Regions from separate parts of the Mus musculus genome. Here region 1 is linked to region 2. A link is a loop called in an ENCODE intact Hi-C map of the cell type or tissue named here. Cell type or tissue: left cerebral cortex. All regions are shown on one strand. Each heading gives the region's core, and the rest is flanking DNA. Links, peaks and the distances in the headings are about the cores only.

Region 1 (11,914 bases), core at 2,401-10,400, 130 kb before region 2:
TCAGTCAAATGGGTAGAGAATTCCCACAGGGGAGTTTACCCTGTGGCACAGTCACTAAGCTCCCAAATCCAGCCAGCTCCCTGGATGGAAAACTCACTATATTCATCTGTTCATGCCTTCAGCCTGGTTCAAAAGCAGTTTTGTTTAAGCAATGTGCTTACATTTCTGTACATTGCTACTTTATATGTGTGTTCAGTGTTCAGACAAATTGACAATGATTCAGTAATAGAAAGCAAGAGAGACAGGAATGAAGAGCCCTATGGAATTAGGAAAACCAAATATTGATTGAAGTATTCTGATAGTAATCCCCAGAGAGGCATGAGGTTAGGGTGGTGCTCACTGAGTTAGCTGGGTGAATGAAGGACCAGCCTGGAGACTTCAAATGATGATCAGCATGTGTGACAAAGAGCACAAATTCTTGCATTTCCATTGAGAGGGGATGGTAACACTCTCCCTAAAGCTTCCATACAACTTGTTTTGAGTGTGTGTGTATGTGTGTGTGTGTGTGTGTGTGTGTGTGTGTGTGTGTGTGTGTGTATTAAGAAGCAAAATTATAGATATTGGTAAAGAGAGTGACTTATTTTCAGAGAAAGGAAAGTAAAACTAAACCTTTGCTTCCTCCACACAGCTGCTTTGACTCTTTTTCCATCTATGGGAACCGTTCATGCAGAAATGCTTGAGATGGGCGGAGGAATACATTATATGTTGTATAAGCTTTCTCTCTTTGCAGTTAAGCTCATAAAGCTGTATGAAAAGTTGTTTTCCAGCCATGAAATAGTAAGAAAGAACAAAATGACTCCAAGGAAAATTAATGAAGCAAAGGAGATGACACAGAACTATAGAGTTATGCTCACGTTTTTCTGGTATCTGTATGCTATACAGAAGCAGTTCTTGGTATGTGAACTGACAGTGGATAGTTTTAAGGAGCCAGTGCATGTCTTGTTTAGGGAAAATTCAGAAAATGGTATTGTTTTTCGAGACACTAACTTTACTATGACTTAAAGCACTGTGCCAATGTCTATATATATCTTATCCCCTTGATTTTTATGACTGTCCTATGAGTCAATTATTGGTTTAATTCCCATTACTATAATGAGGAAAGTGACAGAAAAAAATTTCTTAGGTTACCCCTGGGATCACCCTATCATATCGATTTTATGATTGTTTCTCCCTAAGACATGCTCCTGCAAGCCGACCATGATTTCAAAAGTAACTAAAGTCGTTGGTGAATTTCTGTAAATTACTTCAGGGTTTGCTTACATTCTGCAACTATGAATTTCTAAAAGTAGAAAAGTATGTGAGCTCATTATATTTGGAAGCCAATTAAAATATTAATGAAAGTCATGATACGAACAATGATGTTCAAAGGTTTCTAAAGTCCCCTTTTTGTTTTGCAAGCATGAGGACATGAACTCAGTTCCAAAACCACATAAAAGCCAAGCCTGGGAGCACAGGCCTGTCATCTGGTGAAGCAAAGACAGGAAGAAAGACCCGAGGCTTGTCCACTAGCTAATCTAGTTGAATCAATGAATGCCAGATTCATTCAGAGACACTGTTGCAAATGGTAAGGAGGAGAACAGTTGAGGAAAATACTTCCTGTTGATGTTTGGCCTCCCGATGTACTAGCACACAAGCACACATGCATGTGAACCTCTGCATGCATGCACTTATGTACACATGAACATGTGCACATATATAGTTCTAATTTCAGACAAATCAAGACTCTATTAAAACACAGCATGGTTATTTTAAGTCAGATATCAAAACTGGCAACTTTGTAACCGAAAACTGCCTTACATTATGAAATAAATATGCCTAGCAGAATTTCTATTTTAAGGAAAACAATGTCTCTAGGTAAAATATAGCCTCTTCACTGCCCAAGACTCTTTGTGTGTCTATATTGATCCTATGACATTGCAAGCTTCTGAGTTTTTTTTTTTCAGTTTTATGAGCCCATTCATACATTTAATATATTCTTGCATTCATCAGTGTTTTGTTGCAATGAGCAACATGTAAAAGAAATTATTTAAAGGAGGAAAGGTTTAACTTACGGTTTTAAAGGTTTCAGAGGTCTAAAGCCAGCTGGCTTCATAGTTTTGGGACTGAGTCAAAGCAGAATTAATGACTGAAGGAGATAGTGACAGTGGATGCTTATCTCACAGAGACAGTAAAATGGTTACTGTTGGATTGCTAACTTGACAGAATAGAGAACTAGTTAGAAGATAGCTACTGGACATATATTGATGGGTGGTCTTGATGGGTTATCTTGACTGAGTTAATTGAGGTAGGAAGGCCTGCCCACTATGGGTGGCAACATTCCCTGGGTGGGTGCTAAACTATATAAGTGAAAGTGGAAGCTGAGCAGCAGCATGCATCCATTGGTCTCTCTTCCTGTGCATCTATAATAATGTGATCACTGGCTTCAAGCTCATGCCACTTTTACTTCTTCACCGTGATAAACTATAAACTTGACCTGTGAGCCAGGATAAACTCTCCCTTAAGTTGATCTTGCAAAAAGTATTTTGTCATAGGAACTGGAAGTTTGGAGGAGGGGCTAATATATAACCCATTCCCCTCCCAATTTCACATCCCCAGTAAAGACCAAATACAAAACACATAAATTTGAGGGATATTTTATATTCAAAGCATAGCAGTGCTATTGAATTACTTACAAGTGTTTTGAATGTCTGTGTTTGGGTAAATTGAGGTAAGCTTGTGATTATACAGATAGATTCAAACTGTATCAAATAAAGTTCTCAAAGCTTATTCTCCACAACTAAGATTAAACTATGGAACAACCAATCCTATGTATTTTTTTCAAATAGTTTCTCACTGTGAAAAGAAGTAGGAAATTAAAGATTTCTATTAAGCAGGATGGGAAATTGGAGATTTGTGATATTTCAAGCACAAGCAATTTGTTGTTGTTTTTATAAGAAGTTCAGAATGTGGTGCTAAGCCCCTCTGTCTCCCTCTCTCTCCTGCAATTGGAGGGGATGTAGGCATGTACAGACATCTGGACATTAGAAGAGCCTCCCCGCTCTGTTTTAGTTTACCTCATCTCTGTCTCCTACTACAGACTGCGTATAGTGAAGAGTAGATCATACTCCTTGAGTGTGAGGCAAAGATTGAAAAACATACGTCTATATCTTGCCAAGAATCAGTATCACTACATTAAAATGTAATGAGGACTGTATATCAGAAAATTCAGTGTTCAGCTAAAGTATGGATATGGGAAAAGCTGAAAATATATGTGATGCTACTGACTTCTGCTAAGAAAGAGTGTATGTTTAAATGAATGAGCTATATAATATTTGAATTTAATCCTAAGGACATAAAATATTTAATAAATCATAACTTCTTAAAGAGGAAGGGTAAATTTGTTTCTTCATTGATGTCATATAAAATTTTTACTTCAAGCTCCCCTTTCAAAATGTATACTTCCAATAATTCTAGTTAGAAGAGACCAAGACTTCAACATCACATTTACCTCTCTTTTAACTCATTTTAAGAATTTGTAATCTCAACTATCATTTTTATATGAGTTAATTAGGCATGCAATGCAGGAGGAAAAACAGAAGAAGGATTTAGAGTTACTGTGGGATACCACAGATCCCCCAAATGGATGAAATGGGAATTTATCCATCAACTGAACCAAGCATTATAGCCAGACCCTGGACTATAAAGATGCAACTCCAGCTACTGAAATAGATGGAAGTACCTCTTAAAGACCTCTACTGGTCCATAATTGTAAAATGCTCAGAGGCATTTTGGTTGTTTATGCAATTAAAAATAAATGCTCTGCTTCCTTCTCTGGGACATATCTTTTCATAAGCTACAGATTCTACCATAAATCTATGCTTTCTGAAGTGTCCAGAGGCTGTTCAAACTTGAACATTTTCAATCTCAACATAAAACTTAAGGGTCATGACTGGCCTTTAAAGTATCTACCTTGAAGAACCTGTGATTACACATCTGATAAATGCCAGGAGATCACTAATCAGGTAAATTCATAGAGGCAGAACCATTTATGGTACATTAAAATAATGGATGTTCACTGAACACACACCCATTGTGTATTTAGTTATGACATATTTCACATGTTGGCTGCCACTCTATGGGCCTCCACTTCTAGATTTCACTAAATAAATCCCTTCTTGTTTTCTAGAGCTCACCATGGAAAGTATGTGTCCAGTGTCGAGTCATGGGATTAAGTGCTTGCCTGAGTCCTTCCTTCCCACCCCAGAATACTTTTCAGTTCTCTGTTGCCTAGTAGAACATTTCTTCTCCCTATCACCTAGCCTTCCTATTTTGCTTTCTGTTGATGTGATCAGCACCATGACCAATTGCAAGTTGGGGAGAAAAGGGTTTATTTCAAATTACAGTTCCCAATCACAGTCATCATTGTTGGAAGCTGAGGCAGGAACTCAAGCAGAAACTGAAGCAAAGATAGTGGAGGAATGTTGAATACTGGTTTGCTCCCTGACACAAGTTAAGCTGCCTTTTATACAGCCCAAGCCCTTGTGCCTAGAGATGATGGCATCCACAGTGGGCTGGGCCCTCCTACATCAATTATGGAGCACCCCCCACACATACACACAGACCAGACTGATAGAGGCAGTTCCTTAGTTGAGGCTCCTTCTTCCTATGTGTGTCAAGTTGGCAACCGGAACCAACCATCCTGCTAGCCGTCTTCCTTGCCTCCTAAGTTACTTCATTTCTTCCTTTCCCAGAGCCCACAGGCATGTTTGGTAACACCTCTCAGTTGTCTCAGACAGTAAAAGAGACATATTACAATCTAATCTGTAATTTCTAAACCATTCATCCAACAAACTCAGTTTTTTTCTTGACCATGTCTAGTCTTTCAAAAATCTCTGCAAGTCATAGGACATAGTTCTTATTGCAAACATGAACCCATAACTGCAAGTCTGAATTGCATAAGGTTATCTGTACATAAAAATGATACATTGTAGTGCACAATAGGTTTCAAGGGTGATAGCTTGAACAAAAGTCCTTGAAAGAAAGGAAATTCCATGAGAAACTTCCAGAACTGTGATCACTGTAATTGAATCTCCTCTCAGAGTAATTTCAAATTTATTTTTATCAGTAGCCTCTCCTACCTGAAATAGGCAAGATATTGAGAACACTGATTATTTTAATCATAGAGAAAGCCCTGATTTTTATTAATTTTTTAAAAAATCACATTTATTTTGCTCTGTAATTCTGTGCTTGTACCTTCAACATTTTCACAGTGATTTTTGTTGTTGTTGTTGTTGTTGTTGTTGTTGTTGTTGTTATTGTTGCTTGTTCCTCAATAAGGAAAGCACATACGGTCCTGTCACAGACTCATTTAGCACACGTGGAACCATATTTTTTAAAAGTTTTTTTTTCAGTTGTAATAATTTATTATAACAACAATAGGGAATTAATACAAACTTATTATGATTAAACAGGCAATTGGCTATTTTTTTTTCTTTGCTATAGAAAAATATTTATTTATTTTTTATTTTTTTTATTTTTAAGTACATCAGTGCTGTTCTTTCTTTTAAATTTTTTATTAGATATTTTCTTCATTTACATTTCAAATGCTATACCAAAAGTCCCCTATACCCTCCCCCCACCCTGCTCCCCTACCCACCCACTTCCACTCTTTGGCCCTGGTGTTCCCCTGTACTGGGGCATATAAAGTTTGCTAGACCAAGGGGCCTCTCTTTCCAATGATGGCCGGCTAGGCCATCTTCTGATACATATGCAGCTAGAGTCAAGAGCTCGTGGGGGGGAGGGGTACTGGTTATTTCATATTGTTGTTCCACCTATAGGGTTGCAGACCCCTTCAGCTCTTGGGTGCTTTCTCTAGCTCCTCCACTGGGGGCGCTGTGGAACCATATTTTTAGGTGATCTCATAAGGACTTACATCTCATAGCATGACCCCCACCCCAGTGTCTGCCTGGCACATATCACATGTGGATTTTGGTACTTCCCTTGGCTTCTTGACATAAAGGTGAGCGGTCCTATTACCTGAGGATTGAGACAGCCGAGTTTTGTTACAGGGTATGTGGTAGGAAAGCTCAGGCCAGTTGAGTCAAACACTGGACCATTCTGAGTGCCTCTAAGCATCAGTATCTTTTTTAAAAATCTACTTACAAACTCATGCCTGTAATTTTAGCACTCAGGAGACTAAGACAGGAGGATTGCTGTGGATTCAAGACTAGCCTGGATTACATAGTGCCAAGCTAATCCAGGTCTAGGCCCCACAGTTGAGACCTTGGCTCAATTTACAATATGTATATTACATGTATATGTATACATGTATATAGATATATGTCAGTTCTTGTTTTTAAAAAAAAAATCTTAAAATAATCTTAGACTTCATTGGCAGAGGCCATTTGGAACTAGCCATACTTTGTAAGATGTGTTGTTTCAGGCAAAACATTAGAAGAAAGGTGATCATGAGTGACCTATAGTTTGTATTGCAGCTTTGTAGAGTGCAGACCAATTCCTTAATGGTTCTCATGTGAAATTAAAGTAAAGTTAAAATGAGAATTTGATAAGTAGTCTTTTAATATTATCTGTTCATATTCTTTTTAAATTTTTTGGTGACTTTTTTGAGACAGGGTTTCTCTGTATAGTCCTGGCTGTCCTGGAACTCACTTTGTAGACCAGGCTGGCCTTGAAGTCAGAAATCTGCCTGCCTCTGCCTCCCAAGTGCTGGGATTAAAGGTGTGTGCCACCACTACCCGGCCTTTTTTTTAAAAAAATTTATGTTTCTTTTACTTGTTTGTCATCTTTGAGAATCTAGGACTCCTAAGTATGTTTTATTTAATAAACCAAAACTCTGTATTATTAATTAATTAATTAATTAATTAATAACTACATGCTTGTGATTTTATAAAAGTGTTTTCTTAATTAAGCAGACATTCTAGAGCATCTGGCTATAGGTTATGGGGTAAAGTATTTTATTTTAGAAGGTGTGAATAAGTCTATGCCCCTTGAATCATGTACCACTACATTTATTTAGATTAGGTATTTGATTTGTACCAACAAAAAATTCAACCAAAAATTCAATTAAAAATACAATATGCAACCAGCTTTACTCCTCATATTGAAAAAAAAACTCAAAAGCAACAACAACAACAACAACAAAACAACTAATGTATTTTGAATCTCAGCGACCTTTTACTATGCAGCAGCTGCAGCAGTGGCCGCAAGAGATGCTGAGTTTATGTAAATTATGCTTTCTATCCTTGAGGAATCAACTTTGTGAGACAATATTTAATCAGCTACAGAGGGTTTATTAAAGAGAGAAAGGAACATCTTTAACAGCATCCCTTCCATTATCGAGTCAGTTAAGCACTATATACACTGCCTTCAGTAGTGGATAAGAATATTAAAAATTAAAGATGAACCTTACATTTTACCCATAGAACCAAGGCTTTTTCTAGGACTGACTTTTAGCAAGGAGCCCCGTCTCACACAATTGGGAGATCACTGCAAGATATGTAATTGTTGCTTCTGTGAATGGTCTTCACAAGGTATTTGGGGTCTATTAAACCTCGACAACGTGAGACAGTATGCTGAGATAATAGACGAGACGATGGGCAAGCACTGAAGCACAAGAAGAGGTAATGGGAGCTTTTCTAGCTCTGCCATTGCGCCAAGGGTTATATTATGTAATTCCCACTAAACGTTGATTTTGTCTGTTTGGGGGTTTTGTTTGTCTAAGTTTGCTCATATTGCAAATAGCCTGAATTGATCAGTTGGTTTTCATTCTCTTTGCCCTACACCTCTGCTCTCCCTCCCCACCTCTCCCCCTCCCCCACCTCTACCTCTCCCCCACTTCTGTACCTTCTTCTACCTCTCTCCTTAAACTTGTCATTACACATTTCTTTCTGCCCTCTGTCCATTCATATGAATATGAAACAATATAAATATTCTTAATGTCCTCCTGCCAAATCTAAATAGCTAAATCTCTAATCCGAGGATAAATGTTGATGATGCTCACTCTGCTGAACTGTGTGCCTGAAGGCCTTTTGTCTCCAATGTTGAACTTACAGGTGTCTAGATATAGTGTAGTGTATCCCCAGAGTTCCCTGAATGCACAGTTTCTGCTGGAGCATTTGTTTAATTTTTCATCCATTCCATGTCATCTTTTATTTTGTTTTAATTGTTACTCGTAACATCAGGCTCTCATGTAGCTCAGGCTGGACTTACATTCTGCTGCCTTTGATTCCCAGGAGCTGTGCCTTACTTACTACATGTTTTAAACAAGCTTTTCTTTGGATAGATTGATTTCTTGCAAGGTATTGAGATAAAAATGACCTTTAGGATAACTTGTTTTATTACATAAGCAATAAAATAAAGAGCATCTAAACTAATGTAATTATAAACATATAAAGATAACCTGTTTCTTAAAATAGAATAGGAATTTGTAAAAATAGAAATAGCCACAAAACTAGAAACATCACAGTTTGAAAAAATACCATGTTTCTATTTTTGGAAATGAGCTATAAGTGTATATAAGAGTTATTGGCCAAAATTGAGATAAGAAAGTATATTTGTATGATATTAAACTATCCTTTCACAAGATAACCTTTCCATAGATTGGAAGATACTAAGGATCATGAGCTAAATATGGTGTTGGATCCTGGACAGAATCCAGAACCAGGAAAAAAAAGACATTAATATAAAAATCATAAAATTAGAACAAAGTGGTTAGATTAATTAGCTGTATCATTCCAATGTGAAGGTTCCTGGTTATGATAATTTTGCATTAGTTATAAGACTTTAATGTTTGGAGAAACAGAGAAGGCCACATGGAAACTCTGTATATCTTTCAACTACTTTGTAAGCTAGTTATTCGTAACCAGATTCAAATAAAAAGAAAGGCATGGCAAGTTTTTATAGTCTTATGATGCTTTATAAAAGAAGGTTAAGGGTTAGAGTCAAGGGCCAAGGGTGCAGCCCAATAGTACAGTCCTTACTGCTTAACATCCACATGATGCGATGAGTTCAGTCCCCAGAATCCAAAAGAAACAATGTCAAAGATGAGGAAAGTTGTGGGAGAAATTATCGGCCACTTTTATGGCTCAGACCTGACACTGGATATAGATGGCAACTCTTTCAGTGATTTGTAAAAGGCCAGCCATTGATGGTCAGCTCTTAGATCCCATTTTTATCACTTTACAAACATGTACAATTTAACTGTTTCATTCTCATAACTACTAAGTAGGTGGAGTTTACTGTAAGCATAGAAGATTTTCAAGTTAACACAGGGAGTCAGCATTCAAGTCCAGATTTCCTCATTCTTAATACAGTTTCCTCATTCATACTCTCAAATTATTCATATTCCAAAATGCCATTACTCCTCCCCTTTGTTTGACAAACATTCGTTTAGAATGTACAAATGTCAAAACACTGCACCAAGCATGATAAATATCACAAGGATGTGACTTACTGAGGGTCACCTTTAATAAGGTAAATTTTCAAGGAAAAATAAATTTTTAAAAAGTAGGCCAGGTAGAAAGGACTATGAATATTATTTGAAGCAACTATGGTAACTCTGCCTCCAGAGGTAGCAAATGTGCAACAGTTACAGACCTGACCTTGAAGTTTCTAATCCCCACTGCCTTCTTCTTGGAATTCTCTGTAAATATTTAGTGCCCTTCCCTCAAGAAAGGGACAGTTACAGACTACAGTTGGGAAATAATCTTTATTTTCTTCAAACTTACTTTACAATGGAAGTTGTCTAAGGATTAGCAAAATTCTTGCTTCACTGAAAGTCTTCAATTAGCCTTGCTGCCCACACATCTCTGTAGTCCAACTGGGTAAACTCATCCCCCTGTGTGGTGCCATCAATTGGGTCTGGCCAAGATTGTAATGACTCTGGTAAGACAAGGAAAGCTGCCAGCTGGATCATGTCAGGAGAAAATGTGCCAGTCTGATTTTGGAACGCTAACCGTCATTCTGTTCTGGCACCAGCACGGGAAAGGTGTAACTTCCAAACATTCTAAGCATGCTGTCTTGGTTTTAAAGGAAGAGCCTATGACAGGGGTTTCCACAACTTTATATGAGTTTCACCTTAAAGGAGAGGGAGAGACAGCAGTACATTTGCAAGTCTTGTTTATCTCTAAAGATCCTCTAATTGGCACACCCTCCAGGTGGAAACGGTTCCAAAGATCATGTCATCATATGATACAAACGGTCTGAATGGCTTTTCCTTTGTGGTTTTCACATGGAGATCTGCCTTGAATGAGGATGAGTTCAACATTATGGACACTTGAAGCTATGATATTTAGGATCTGTACTCTGTTCCAGTTTGGCATATTTCAGTTTAGTTATGTTCGAGGAGGACGTTAAGTACAGATAATTATGCCTCACATGAGGGGTGGTTTTGCATCTGCTTTGTGATATTATTGCTTTGTGGTATATACATATATAGCATATACAGCTGTATTTGAACAAGATTTAATACCGCATAACAACTGTTCCTCGGGCACAGTTAAAACCTGTGAGTCCTTTGATTGTACCCTCTACAACATAACCTGGGTGACAGGAAACTGAGTTTCATATGCTTTACCCTAGTGTGACATTTACCCACCAAATTTTACTTCCAGGTTTTGAATAAATAGATATGATGTATTTAGGATCACTGACTTTGTTCTAAGTTTCTTTGTTCTACGTTTCATTGCCACATTAGAAGCTGGATGTAAAAAGCTTAGAAACTTGAAGCATCCAGTGGTTGCAATTTCAGTTGTCTAAACAATTCCTTGTCTTCTGTTTTATGCCTTGATAGTCATTGTTAATTCAACTGGGTTCCCAATTATGTCGCGTAATATTTGTGCCAACAAATGTATTATAAAAACTTTCAACCTTATCAGGTTTACAAATTTGATGTTTGTGAGACAGGGAGGGCTTGCAGACAGCAGCATTATTGCCTGAATTCGGTGCATTTTTATTTAGTGTGCTAACACTCCGTCATAGTTACTCATTCTGCAGTAACCTCTAATACTTGCATGCTCTATCAATGTGCTAATTTTCCAAGACATTAAAGTGATTTCTGTTGCATAAATGATAGCTTTCATTGCTTATAAAATGCAATGACATACTCAATAATGTCTTCTTCAAACTTATATTGCATTGATTACATCTGGCAGCCCCATATGGTGAAACTAAGATACGACCTTTCCAATTAAATTATGGTTGAAAACCCACTTCTGGGGTAGAGCTCAGCAGTCTACTAAGTTTCTCAGTGACATTCAGAACACGAAATGATGTTAAGGGACTAAATTTTGCAATACAAGTGGGAACACAGAAGAAGGTTTTCAATCTGTATTAATTTATTTTGCAAAAAACCATTACTTAGACAATATGTTTTCCAATCTTATTCTAACCAAAGATGAGTAACACTGCCTTGGCAAGAATCCGTGCTTTACATATCCCATATGGTTAAGCAGAAATACGAAGTTTCATACTTATGTGTGAAGAAAATGTTGAAGGGGAAAATGTTCTTAAGGCAGATTTTGCAGCACCTCCTCAAGACTTGGCCTTGGGGGATCTATTGGGAAACCATGGTCCCTTGCATGCATCCACCCAAATGTCTCTGCACACATAAACTTCGCTTTTGTTCCAGTTTTCCCAGCACAGCGTCTGTATTTCTATGTAGAGCTAATGTGTCTGTTATGTGTAGCTCATCTCCTGTCTTCTGCTCTTGATAGTCCTCCTGAAGTGCATATACTAACACCCGCCCCCTTCCTGGGCTATCACTAGTAGAAATCAGAATGCTTTTTTTTTCCTGTGTGAATTCCTCCTCTTACCTGTCTTCCCTTTTCTTTCATTCAGCTAGAGCCATCTTTTCTCTGTTCAAAATCGCTGCCTTTGCCTAACTTATGAATCTTTCCTGCCCAAGTATCTGAACACT
Region 2 (11,914 bases), core at 2,579-10,578:
AATTGAATTTTGAAGAATATACTGAAGAACTTCTCGGGATATATTAAATGTTCAAAGTGAAAACTGATGTAAGCCCAGTCTCGTGCAGATGAAAGGATTGCAACATTTCTGAGGTTATTTCTCAAATTCTCTTTCTACTTCCCCTGACTTTGGCAGATATTTGTTAGGAGAAATGAGGAGACAGATATATATATTAGTGAAGTTGATGGTTTGTAAAATGTCTTCACTACTGGTAGGGTGAATACTCATGCAGACTTTCTGGAAGAAAATGCGAATGTGTATCCTTAGTCTGTGAAAAATGAATGTGTTTTTTAAAATAGAAGAATACAAAGTTATCTTAAGAAAACATGTAAGGAAAGAGATTTCCAATTCATTGTCCAGAACACATACATAGACAAAAAATGGAAAAAAATCCATTAGCATCCATTAGAAGGTCCTGGTTAAAGAATTTCCTGAATGTCTATGCATTAATTCATTAAGTATAGTCATATATGTATTTTTTGTGCATGTGGCTTCATGTGACAATGCCTGTGGGGGATGATGTGTGTTGCATGTGCGTGTGTGTGTGTGTGCGCGTGTGTGCGCGCGCGCGCGCGCGTGTGTGTGTGTGTGTGTGTGTGTGTGTGTGTGTGTGTGTGTGTGTGGTGCTGAAAGTCATAGGATTCAGATCGTCGTGCTTCTTAGCAAGCACTTGACTGATTGAACTACTTCCCCTGCCATCAGAATCTATTAAATAACAAAAACATAAACATGTAAGAAGGCAAAAGTTATTTATTTTCTCTGTATTAGAGACACGTTCTACCGTTTAGGAATAAGACCACAGTAAACTACAATCTGAGTCACAATTCTAGCTCCTAATAACCCAAGATCCTTTAGAGAACTGGTCTGCTTCAAGAAAAACACTATGTGGTAACCAAGGTAACAGGAGCTCCACCTCCCCTCACCTGCTGTGAGGCTGCACAGGTGTCAGCACGATGAGACCAAGTGACTTTCCCTTCAAGTGCTACAGGAAAACTGCCACCCTTGTCCATTGCTATCTTGTAAGTCCTGGGTTCTAACGATTGATTGCACAGCTGTGCAGAGGTGGCGCAAGCTTTTAATGTCAACATTTGGAAGGCAGAAGCAGCAGGATCTCTGTGAGACCAGGCTCGTCTACAGAGCAAGTTCTAGGACAACCTGAGGTGGGGTGGATCTGGCTGAAGCTCCTAAATCTATCTCAATGGCACAGTCTCTTCTCTGGGAACTGCTTGCTGGGTTCTTGGAGTCTTGTCTCCTCCCTGTCCCTCCTCCCTCCCCTTGCCCCTCCCCATCTTTCCCTCCGTCTTTTTCTTTTTTTTCTGCCTGTGACATCAACCTTACATATACCTTTTGGCACAGCATATGTTTGCCTCCCTGTCTTCTTCCAATAACTATAGCTTAAAATAATTCTTATTGCAGTGACATATTTCAGGGTAGCATCCTCTAAATCTCCTCAAACATAGGCCCCTTGCTTCTGTCTTCATAGCAGAAAGTAACTGTCCCACTGTACCCTGTGCATCACCCATGCCTGAATTCTGAATATTCTTGGGTTCTCTGAAGATTCCCAGACAACTCTGGTATCTGAAGGGCATGGCCAGTCAAGCAGGTTAGCCAGCAACGGCAAAGTTGAGTGTTGAGTTGAAGTTCTCTGGAGATTGTGCCTCACAAAATTATTAGAATATTTCATTTCAGCAGGGGAGGCAAGCAGATTTGATGGAGGATCTTCATCACTCTCAGACAGAGATACTATGTTGCTTCTCAGGACTGGATAATGAATGCATAAACCTGTATGAGACTTCAGCAAGACTTCTGAATCATGTCTTCTTCATTATCTCTCAGTAGAGCCAATAGAAAGCATAGAACCCACAATAATGATGAAATTTTAAAATGGAGAGTTTAGGAAAATTTAGATTATATAATATATTATATTATTGAAAAAATGGATTATATTTTGAGTAAAATCAATAAAATAATTGCTAATAATTTACTTTAGGTTAAAAATATTCATTTAGATTTCTTAATTATTTCTAAACAACATGTAAGCCCATGTTTTGTTAAGGATTTCTTAAAGTTATTTCTAGGCAGTGATTCTTGAAATTTCTCCACTCTTCTCAGACATGTCCTGTCATTCCTTTGGCCTCATTTCCACAAGGATTGGTCCAGTGGACCAGGAGAAAAAAACTGCAGTTGCTTTAATCCAGGAGTTTCCCCTGTTCCTGTGAAATCAAGATATTGCCGAGGCTGGGTACAGAACAGATCCATGTTTTTAAAGCTCCACAGTGCTGTGCTTTGTGTTAGTGTCACTGCTGGCCTGCCCAGCCAGTGGTGTCTCACTTGCCTGGCAGAGATGAAGAGCTCTTCCCTGGTCAGCCAAGGCCAGACCTATAATATATCATCTGTCTTGGAAGTGGAACAACTGATCCCAGATGAAAGACAGTATATTCTAGCAGTCTGGTGGCTACCACGTGAGGTGTTTTCATAGGACCTCTTCTTCCAAAGCAGGAAGCACAGCTGCCGCATCCCTTATCCATACTGGAGGCCTTTTCCTTCTACCTCGTGCCTTTACATCTTGGAGGCTTTTTCAGACCTTGGAACCTGTAGTTATAATTATTGAAAAGATTCTTTTTAATGTAATTATTAATTCAGTTTGTATTTTTCTCTGGGTTTTGCATCTTTAAAAATATACAGTGTTAAAAATAGGTACAATGATTAAAGTTTGGCTGCTGAGGTGATCCCATGACTTAGTTTAAGAATTGAAAAAATGTTATATTAATTATACTCATTACTTCGTAGAGAATTAAAGTGCATAATTAATACTCACTGTCAACTTTAGAGGGTGTTATGGTTTGTATATGCTTGCTCCAGGGCGTGGCACTATTAGGAGGATTGACCTTGATGGAGGAGGATAGGCCTTGTTGGATTAGATGTGTCACTGTGGGCTATGAGCATGGGTTTTCATGCCCCAGTCCTAGCAGCCTGAAAGCCAGCAGCCTTCAGATAAAGTTGTAGAACTCTCAGCTCTTCCTGTACCATGCTTGCCTGTATGCTGCCATGCCTTGATAATAATGGACTGAACCTATGAACCTGTAATCCTGCCCCACTTGTCACCCCTCTGGGCACACTGTTAGGGATTATCTAGGTCAATTAACCCATGGGCATGTCTGTATGTGATAATTCACATACACACACACGTGTGCACACACATATTTAATATATCTATTTTGGTTTATTAGAGAGCATGGAATAGTAAAGAAAACTAACATTTATAAAATAATATGATTGTTTCCATTAGAGACTGATTGGTTTTTATATAATTTAGATAAATAGAGTCAATCCCAAAATCTTTAAAGTATTTCTCAAAATAGTAAGAGAGTAAAAATTTTTCTAAGGAATATAGAATTTGGATATGCCACTGGACTTCCCAGAATTGTTAATTTGTTCTATTTTAATGTATTTTTTAATATTAATAGCTCCATAGTGAACCAGCTGGCTAAACACAGTTAATATTCTTTTCTTTCTAAGTAAGAAGAATTTCTATTGTCTCTGGCTCCAGAAATATGGATACAAATTAGAGGCGCCTTGAGAACAGACTGTTTAGGCAAGATTAAAAGTAGGCCTCTTCAATCTGAAAGTCATATTTTATAAATCTATATTGTCCCAAATAATGACAAAATCCTTTGATTAACATAGTGGTATCTTTGACTATTTTAAAAAATATAAATGGTTGGAGTAAAATAGGAAATCTGGTAAACAAATGGTCATAAGGAAATCTTGATTGTTGATGTGGTATGATATTAACATCCTCATCAATATCATCATTATTCTTATTATTTAAGAAACTATACCAAGGGAAATTCAAAATGCTTCAGGTAATTAAAAAAATCAATGCAAAAGAATTAAGTACTATGCTATGTTGCCTACATAATATTGGGCAGCAGCCAGTTAAACAGTGAAACTCTGAGCTGTTCCAAAAATGGAGAACCTAATGGTATTACAGACTAAGTGTCAGGTATCCTCACTTCTGTTCAATGAGGGAAATCTGCTTTCAATTCAAACCCTGGTAAGAAAATTACCTTTCCAGATAAGGTAAACTAAGTGACCCATCATGACAGCAGGGAAGGTGGTGGACAAAATCACATGGAAGACAGTAAGAGAAGGAAGACAGGGTTACTAGCTAAGAGAGACCGTAGCTGTTGCATCACGCTATACTGAGAACAATTCCCCGTTAACAAGGATCCACACCGCAGGGACAGTTTACTGGACATCTTGGGAGTGGAGCAATGCTTCTTTAATAATGCTCATTGTTACAAGGTAATGAGAGAAATTCAAAGCTTAGGCCAGGGGCATGAAAGCTAAAGCTTCAGGAGCCAATAGGAGTGAGGGTGTGGTAGAATTCGGAGAACAGGAAAGAAAAGAACAATGTTCTGGATATGTCTAGCAAGGTCCTTTCACGTGACAGCGAGAGCCAAATGTAAATCCTACAAACCTGCAGATATATTGCATATCTGACAGCTGAGTATCATTCCATTTCTTCACTGTAAGTTCACTTATTCCTAAAGGATACTATTATTACCTTCTTAATACTAAATCATGATATGTAATTATGATATTTGAATTGGATGCTTATATCTCTGATATACTATAATTAAAAAGAATTAAAACAATACAAAGAATCAATAAAACCAAGAGCTGTTTCTTTAAGAAAATCAACAAGATCAATAAACCCTTAGCCAAACTAACTAAAAGATGTAGAGACAGTATCCAAATAAACAAAATCAGAAATGAAAAGGGAGACATAAGAACAGACAATGGGGAAATTAAAAATATTAACAAAAACCCAAAATTCTTATTTCAAAAACTAATACTTCACAAAATTGCAAAACCTTACTGAAATGGATGATTTTCTAGACAAATACTATTTACCAAAGTTAAATCAAGAAAAAGTAAACTATTTAAACAGCCTTATAACCCCTAAAGAAATCATTAAAGTCTCCCAACCAAAAAAAGCTTAGAGATGGACACTTTTAGCTCAGAGTTCTACCAGACTTATACTCCTCAAATTATTCCACAAAATAGAAACAGACAGAACACTACCTAATTCATTCTATGAGGCTACAATCATCCTGATACCTAAACCACACAAAATCTCAAGGAAAAAAGATAATTTCAGATAATTTCACTTATGAACATCAATGCAAAACTACTTAATAAAATTCTCAAAAACTGAATTCAAGAACCTATCAAAAATATCATTCACCATGATCAAGGAGGCTTCATCCCAGGATGCAGGGATGGTTCAAGATATGAAAATCTATCAATGTAATCGACTATATAAGCAAACCGAAACAAAAATATTACAATAGGGCCGCCGTGTCTGGCATCAGTGGGAAAAGATGTGTCTAATGCTATAGAGACTTGAAGTGCCAGGGTGGGGGGGATGCACAGTGGGGGCCCACCCTCTCAGAAGAGAAGGGAAGGGGGGTAGGAGGGAGGAACTCTTTGAGGTGGCAGACGGAGGCAGTGTTTAGGTTGGAAAGGAAGAAAGAAAGAAAGAAAGAAAGAAAGAAAGAAAGAAAGGAAGGAAGGAAGGAAGGAAGGAAGGAAGGAAGGAAAAGGAAGAAAGAACAAAAGAGAGAAAGAAAGAAAGAAAGAAAGAAAGAAAGGAAGAAAGGAAGGAAGGAAGAAAGAAAGAAAGAAAGAAAGAAAAAAGAAAATTCAATTTTATAGGGGGAAAAGATGAAAAATATTGTCAATTGTGCCAAAAACTGTAGTTAAATTTGGTACTAAGAAGTTTTAAAATTCACAAAGACTGCCATCATTATATGTACATTTCCTTCATACAAATTTTTCCAGTTTTTAAAAAGCCTAATCTTTCACATCTTCATACATGGCAATTTCAGATCACCAACAACAGAGCTGTCCCTAGTTTCTGGTCTGCTCCACTGGGAAAGAGGAATAAACCAACATATCATTCTTTATTTTCAAACTGAACAACAGAAGACATGATGTCTTTAAAACTCTTGGAAGTGTTTAACATGTAGACATTAAGTTAGGTGGGTACTTGACTAGATTTACTCAGCTTACCAAAAAATAGTTACACTTTAAAATGATCTACATAATGCATTGGAGTCAGACAGCACACAGTGTACCAGATAATCACACTTCATTCAGCGAGTCTCTGAGAATCCAGATAGCCTGGGAACATTGCTGACAAAATGGAAAAGTACACAGATACTGAATTCCAGTTTTGGTTCTAAATACCGCTGTGTCAAGCCCATAAACTCAAACAAGAGCCACATAGATTGCCCTTAAAGACTAAATACTTTCATTTCCTTGATCAATCCCTCATGCTTATTTAATGCAAGTAGGTTTGGAAACAATCCTGTACTTTTGTGAGTTGACTTGGCTCACTGAAAAAAACAGAGATTCCTTTTAATAGAAAGGCCCTTTTAGCAGCTGGAAAACCTTAAGGAGAGCTTAGTTAGAGAGTTAGTTGTGAACTCCTTGAGTACACTGTGGATGACACATTGGGGATGGATCAGAACTGCAGGTTCATGGGGAGAACGGAAGGCATATGTAAGAAACTCTCACCATTTACTGTGCTCTTCATGACTGCAAAATAAAGTTGTAAGAACAAGAATAAAGAAGAAAGTTACCATTGGGTCCCCACCTTCAATTCTAATAAAAGTAAACTGAAGACAACAATAATTTCAAGCCTAGAGTCAGATGTTGTGAGTGTGACTGTGTTCCAAGGTTGTGGTTGTCACAGGCATTAAGACTTAGCAGGCTCTTGCTAAGACTAGAAGTCAATCATGGGATTAATTGCAATGCAAGTTCTGAACATCACACGATGACACCCTTCTGGGTGACTCAGGGTAAGCTGGACATGTAGAGGATCATACTTGAGCAAAGATGAAAACTTGTTTAAACTAAGTCTAGAAATACTTTTTACCAGACTCTGGGTTGACCCTTCGTCGGAAACATTATTTTTTAATTCAGTAATAAGAACAATGAGTATAATGTGTACACATCTTCCATGTTCAAGGTACAACCATCTTTCTTACATTTTTGTCTCCTGTGACAACAGTCTCACAGAATAGATGGAATTATTAGTTCCATTTTTTTTTTCAGGCTAAGAGCCTAGTCCTGGGGGAGATTAATTAATTTGTCCATGAAAGAATTAGGGATTGAATCTATGCAATGTAAGCCTTTTATACTTTAAAATATCTTTTCATTAGTGTTTCTTGACAGTCAAAAACCAGAAAGCAGTTCTGAATTTTAAAAAAGTGTATCTTTATACCAGTGAATTTAATTTGTTTAAGAATGGCTATTCACTTTTAAAATTCCCCTGAATTACTTTTCAATTTACATTTCTGATAAAGAGTGAGCTTCTTAAGGAACTTTTATTTTTCAAACACTTTTCCTTAGGTAGTTCTTTGCACATTCTGGGCACTCAAATGTGTGTGAGCCAAGCCAAATGAATCTATGAGCAAGCTGCCTGTTGGGGCTACCACAGCAGCATGGTAGCGGCACCTCCCAGATAAGCTTCCTAAAGACAGCCACACCGTGCCAGAGTTGGATGGTGAAATTTGCCAGCCAGTCCAATTTTGGGGTACAGTGTCATAACAACTTTAAAAGTGTGATTAGAAAATTCGTTGAGACTGAACATCTTAGAAGCACTTGTTCCTGTCTTTCCCACACAGAAAAGTCCTGGAGCAGCAATTCACAGATAAAGAATTCTCCTCTCTCCCTCTCCCTCTCCCTCTCCCTCTCCCTCTCCCTCTCCCTCTCCCTCTCCCTCTCCCTCTCCCTCTCCCTCTCCCTCTCCCTCTCCCTCTCCCTCTCCCTCTCCCTCTCCCTCTCCTCTTTCTCTCCCTCTCCCTCTCCTCTTTCTCTTTCTCTCCAAATTCATCAAACCAGTGAGATTTAGGTTAGAAAACTGTATTATTTAGGTAATTCTTATCTAAAGAACAGTTGGAAGGAAAAGACATAATTATCCAATGAGATCCTTGGTGAGCTGTGTTCTTTTCATTGATATCCTTTTTCTGTTCATTTATATATTTATTATTAAAAACTAAATTGGACCAGAAGGTACAGCTCAGTGGAAAAATACTTGTCTAGACATAGAGACCTTGGATTTGACCTTCAGAAGTATCAAAATTTTAAAGTGGTATAATTCATAGCATACCATACAGTATTAATTCCTGTACATGTTGAGTAATGTTCACACCAAGGAAAGCATTACTGCTTATTCTTTTTAAAAATCATTTTATTCACTTATACTCCAAATGTTGTGCCCTTTCCCAGTCCACCCTCTAAGAGTTTTTTCACACCCCCTCCATTTGCCTTTGAAAGGGTACTCACCCACTTATCCCCCTCACCTACTTACCTACCCACCTCACCATTCCCCTTCCTTGGAGCATCAAGTCTCTATAGGATTAGGCACATCCTCTCCACTGAGGTCAGAGAAGACAGTACTCTGCTACATATATGCCTGGGGGTGGGGGCAACAGACCTGCCCATATGTGTTCTTTGGTTGGTAGCTTACTTAGTCTTTGGGAGCTCCCAGGGATCAGGACTAGTTGATACTGTTGGTTTTCCTATGGGGTTGCCAAACCCTTCAGCTCCTTCAATCCTTCCACAACTCTTCCATAGGGCCCCCAGACCTATGGAATGGAGGGCTGTATCTGCATCTGTCTCAGTCAGCTGCTGTTAGAGCCTTTCAGAGGACAGCCACGCTAGGCTCCTGTCTGCAACCATAATCTGGCATCAGCAATAGTGTCAGGTTTGGTCCCTGTCCATGGGATGGGTCCCAATTTGGGCTGGTCATTAGATGGTGTTTCCTTCAATTTCTGCTCCATTTTTATCCCTGAATTTCTTTTAGACAGGAACAATTCTGGGTCAAAAAATTTGAGGGCAGCTTAGTGACTCCATCCCTCTACTGGGAGGACTGTCTATCTACTGAAGGCGGTCTCTTCAAGTTCTATCTCCTCACTGTTGGGCAGCTCAGCTAAGGTTATCTCCATTGAAACCTGAGACCCTCTCACATCCCAGGCCTCTGGGACTTTCTAGAGGTTTCCCTCGCTCCTACCCTGCCCCACAGCTATTTCCACACATTCTCCTGGCCCTCTGGTCTTCTCTCCTGTCTACTTGATCCTGTCCCCTTTCCCCTTCCCCTCCCCTCTCCCAAACATGTCCCTCTCTCCATCTGCTTTTCATCATTATTTTGTTTCCCCTTCTTGTTAAATTTGGGCCTTCCTTCTTGTTAAATTTCTTAGAGTCTGTGTGTTGTATCATGGGTATTGTATACTTTTTGGTTAATATTCACTTATCAGTGAGTCCATTCCATGTATGTCCTTTTGGGTCTGCATTACCTTAGATAGGAGGATATTTTTTAGTTCTGTTCATTTGCCTGCAACATTCATGATGTACTGATTTTTAATAGCTGTATAGTATTTCATTGTGTAGGTGAACCACATTTGCTGTATCCATTCTTCAATTGAGGGACTTCTGAGTTGTTTCCAGATTCTGGACATTACAAATAAGTCAGCTATGAATATGATGGAGTACATGTCCTTGTGGTATCATGTGTTTAAACTCTAACATTTGTTTGTTAGAAAGTTTTGAACATTATTCTTTCACATCCTAGCTAATATTTGATCTTTCTCTTATCTTCATATCAATGGTACAAAGTGCCCTTGCAGCATACCTAAAGTTATTGCTTTCTTGAAAAGCTTATACCCTCAACATGTGATTGTGATGGGACCTTCCAATCAGTCATCTTACCATCTGGTTCAACATGACTAGGTAGCCAATGTTGATTCAAACTTCTAGATCCTGACACCAGGCAATTTATTTTACTCATATTTAAGTGAAACATGATTTGGGAAAAAAAGATTTCTGATAATAATTAAATCAATCCTGTGTGAACAACAAAGCTTAAGATGAATTTACATGAAACTCCTTAGAAAGTATGTATTACCTCTTCCATAAAGATGGGTTTTATTGACTTTAAAACAATGGTCAAGATAAGAGTCTAGGAAGCATAACTGAGGTAAACATAAAAATCTGTGGGAGTCAGGAGTGGCCTAGCCATACAGATAACAGAGTTCACCCAGTTATTGTAAAGTACATGTGACATCTCCAATAAGAATGGATTCTATCGAATGAGAATGTTCAAGATAAAGGTCTAGGGAAGAAGAGTCTGAGATAAACAAACACATGAGTCTCAGGGGATTCAATTGTAGCTGGACCTACAGATAGCACAGGTCACCAGACTCTTAGTGCAGAGACAAGCTTGGGTGTGTAGCTTTCCTGGGTTCCCTAGTGCTTAACCTGATCATGGGTTCCCCTTGCCCTCTATAGTGCTAGACCAGGATAGGTTGCATACCCTACATTCTTAGTCATTGCACATAGCGAAAATTTCCCATAATTGATTAAAAAGTAAAGACGATAAGAAGCCAATCACTGGGTAAGGAGGAGGTGGGCCTTCCGGGTCCAAGAGAGAAAGAGGAAAGGCAGGAGGGGGTCACGTCCTTTTGGACAAAGGGGAGTAAAGCAGACGAGATGAAGGTTGGGGACTGATAGTTCTGGAGGCAGAATTCACCAGGATCTGCCACCAGAAGATTTCTAATATAGAATAGTTGATGAGTTTAGGATGATAAATTCCGTGCCCAGTGGTTGTGTTATCTGAGCTCAAGGGAAAGGTAACTTCAGTAGAGGGTGGGTTTGAAAGAGTGCATTCCATCTAGCCTCGGAAATTTGGGATTGCCGAGTGGGTCTGGCAGAAGCCAGCCATGAGGGTTATGTGACTGGGAATGTGAGTGGTTCCATGGCAAGCAGATTGTGAGAAGTTGGGCAGATGCCACATGGGGTTAGCCATGGGAGCAGGGAGACCACCGGACTGGAGAGCAGCCAGCGATAGCATGGATTGTTTTTTTTTTAACAATTACATACTACAATTGTAATTAACCTAGATAGGTAAATTATGATTCAAAACAACCAGAGATCTTTCATGAAAATTTTTTTTAACTAGAATCAGAAGTGAATAATTATTTGTCTTGCTAGATCATGTAACTACTCATAAACCCAAGCTATTAGTACACTGGGGCCTGGCAGTAGTTGTGTCGTTGAGATTCACTGTAGGCTTAAGATGATAAAGGCAGCCTGGAATAATAGGTATTTTATGTGGGACAGGCACACACACACACACACACACACACACACACACACACACACACACACACACAAACACACATCCCACACATATATACCACACAAGACCAAGAGAAACAGAAACAGATACAGATACCAACTGCTTCCAAAGGTTTGCTTTCAGTAGCCAGTAGATAGCCAGCTTTTAGAGCTGACTCAAGGTAGAGCTTTTTCATTGAACCTGAATAATCCTGACTAATAGTCCAAACTGTAGATTTTAAATAAACAGCCTGTATTAGCCTGTCTTCCAGGGTTATTACAATTCCCCTTGACGTGTGTCCTGAAGGGAAAAGGGACTTGCTGAAGCTGTCTTGACAAATGCGTAATAATTACAGCATTCAACAAATTTAGTATGCTTCTTTGGGGCCAGGATATATTTGGGTGAGAAATGTTTTAACTGAGCGCTTTCAGCCTGGGATTTAAAGGTGTAGTGCCCTAAGGAGAGCTCAAAATTTGAATCTTGGAGAAGCACATAATTTTGCAGAGAAGAGAGGGTCAGTATGATAGACACAGACAATTGTAAAAGCATGCGTGTGTATGGGGAAAAAAAAAAACCTCTGAAAAATTTGTTTCAGAAATTTCGATCACAATGTACATGTGTGGAGTTGGGTAATAATGACACATTAGGCAGAGTCCTGACTTCTGAAAGCCTTAAATGTTGTGCTAAGTAGTTAGAAATTTA

What was found. Hi-C counts contacts between places; a loop is a spot of excess contacts. Peaks named below come from ENCODE experiments on the same cell type or tissue, not always from the same donor. Only the 100,000 strongest peaks of a DNase experiment are listed, where the experiment ranks them.
Region 1: a loop joins it to region 2, with 2.1 times the contacts of the local background. A loop is called at or near these places in 3 of 42 quality-filtered maps.

The regions. Positions count from the first base shown.
Region 1 is chr3:75,573,628-75,585,541 of GRCm38, forward strand. The region is part of intron 1 of Serpini1 (serine (or cysteine) peptidase inhibitor, clade I, member 1); the gene reads left to right. Among named protein-coding and RNA genes, the nearest start is that of Serpini1, 22 kb to the left of the region's middle. In left cerebral cortex, for the core only: a CTCF peak has its summit at 5,877; DNase peaks (open chromatin) are centred at 5,898 and 9,926.
Region 2 is chr3:75,699,167-75,711,080 of GRCm38, forward strand. No RefSeq gene overlaps it. Among named protein-coding and RNA genes, the nearest start is that of Gm25846, 9.7 kb to the right of the region's middle. In left cerebral cortex, for the core only: no CTCF peak of the experiment used is centred there; DNase peaks (open chromatin) are centred at 6,301 and 7,583.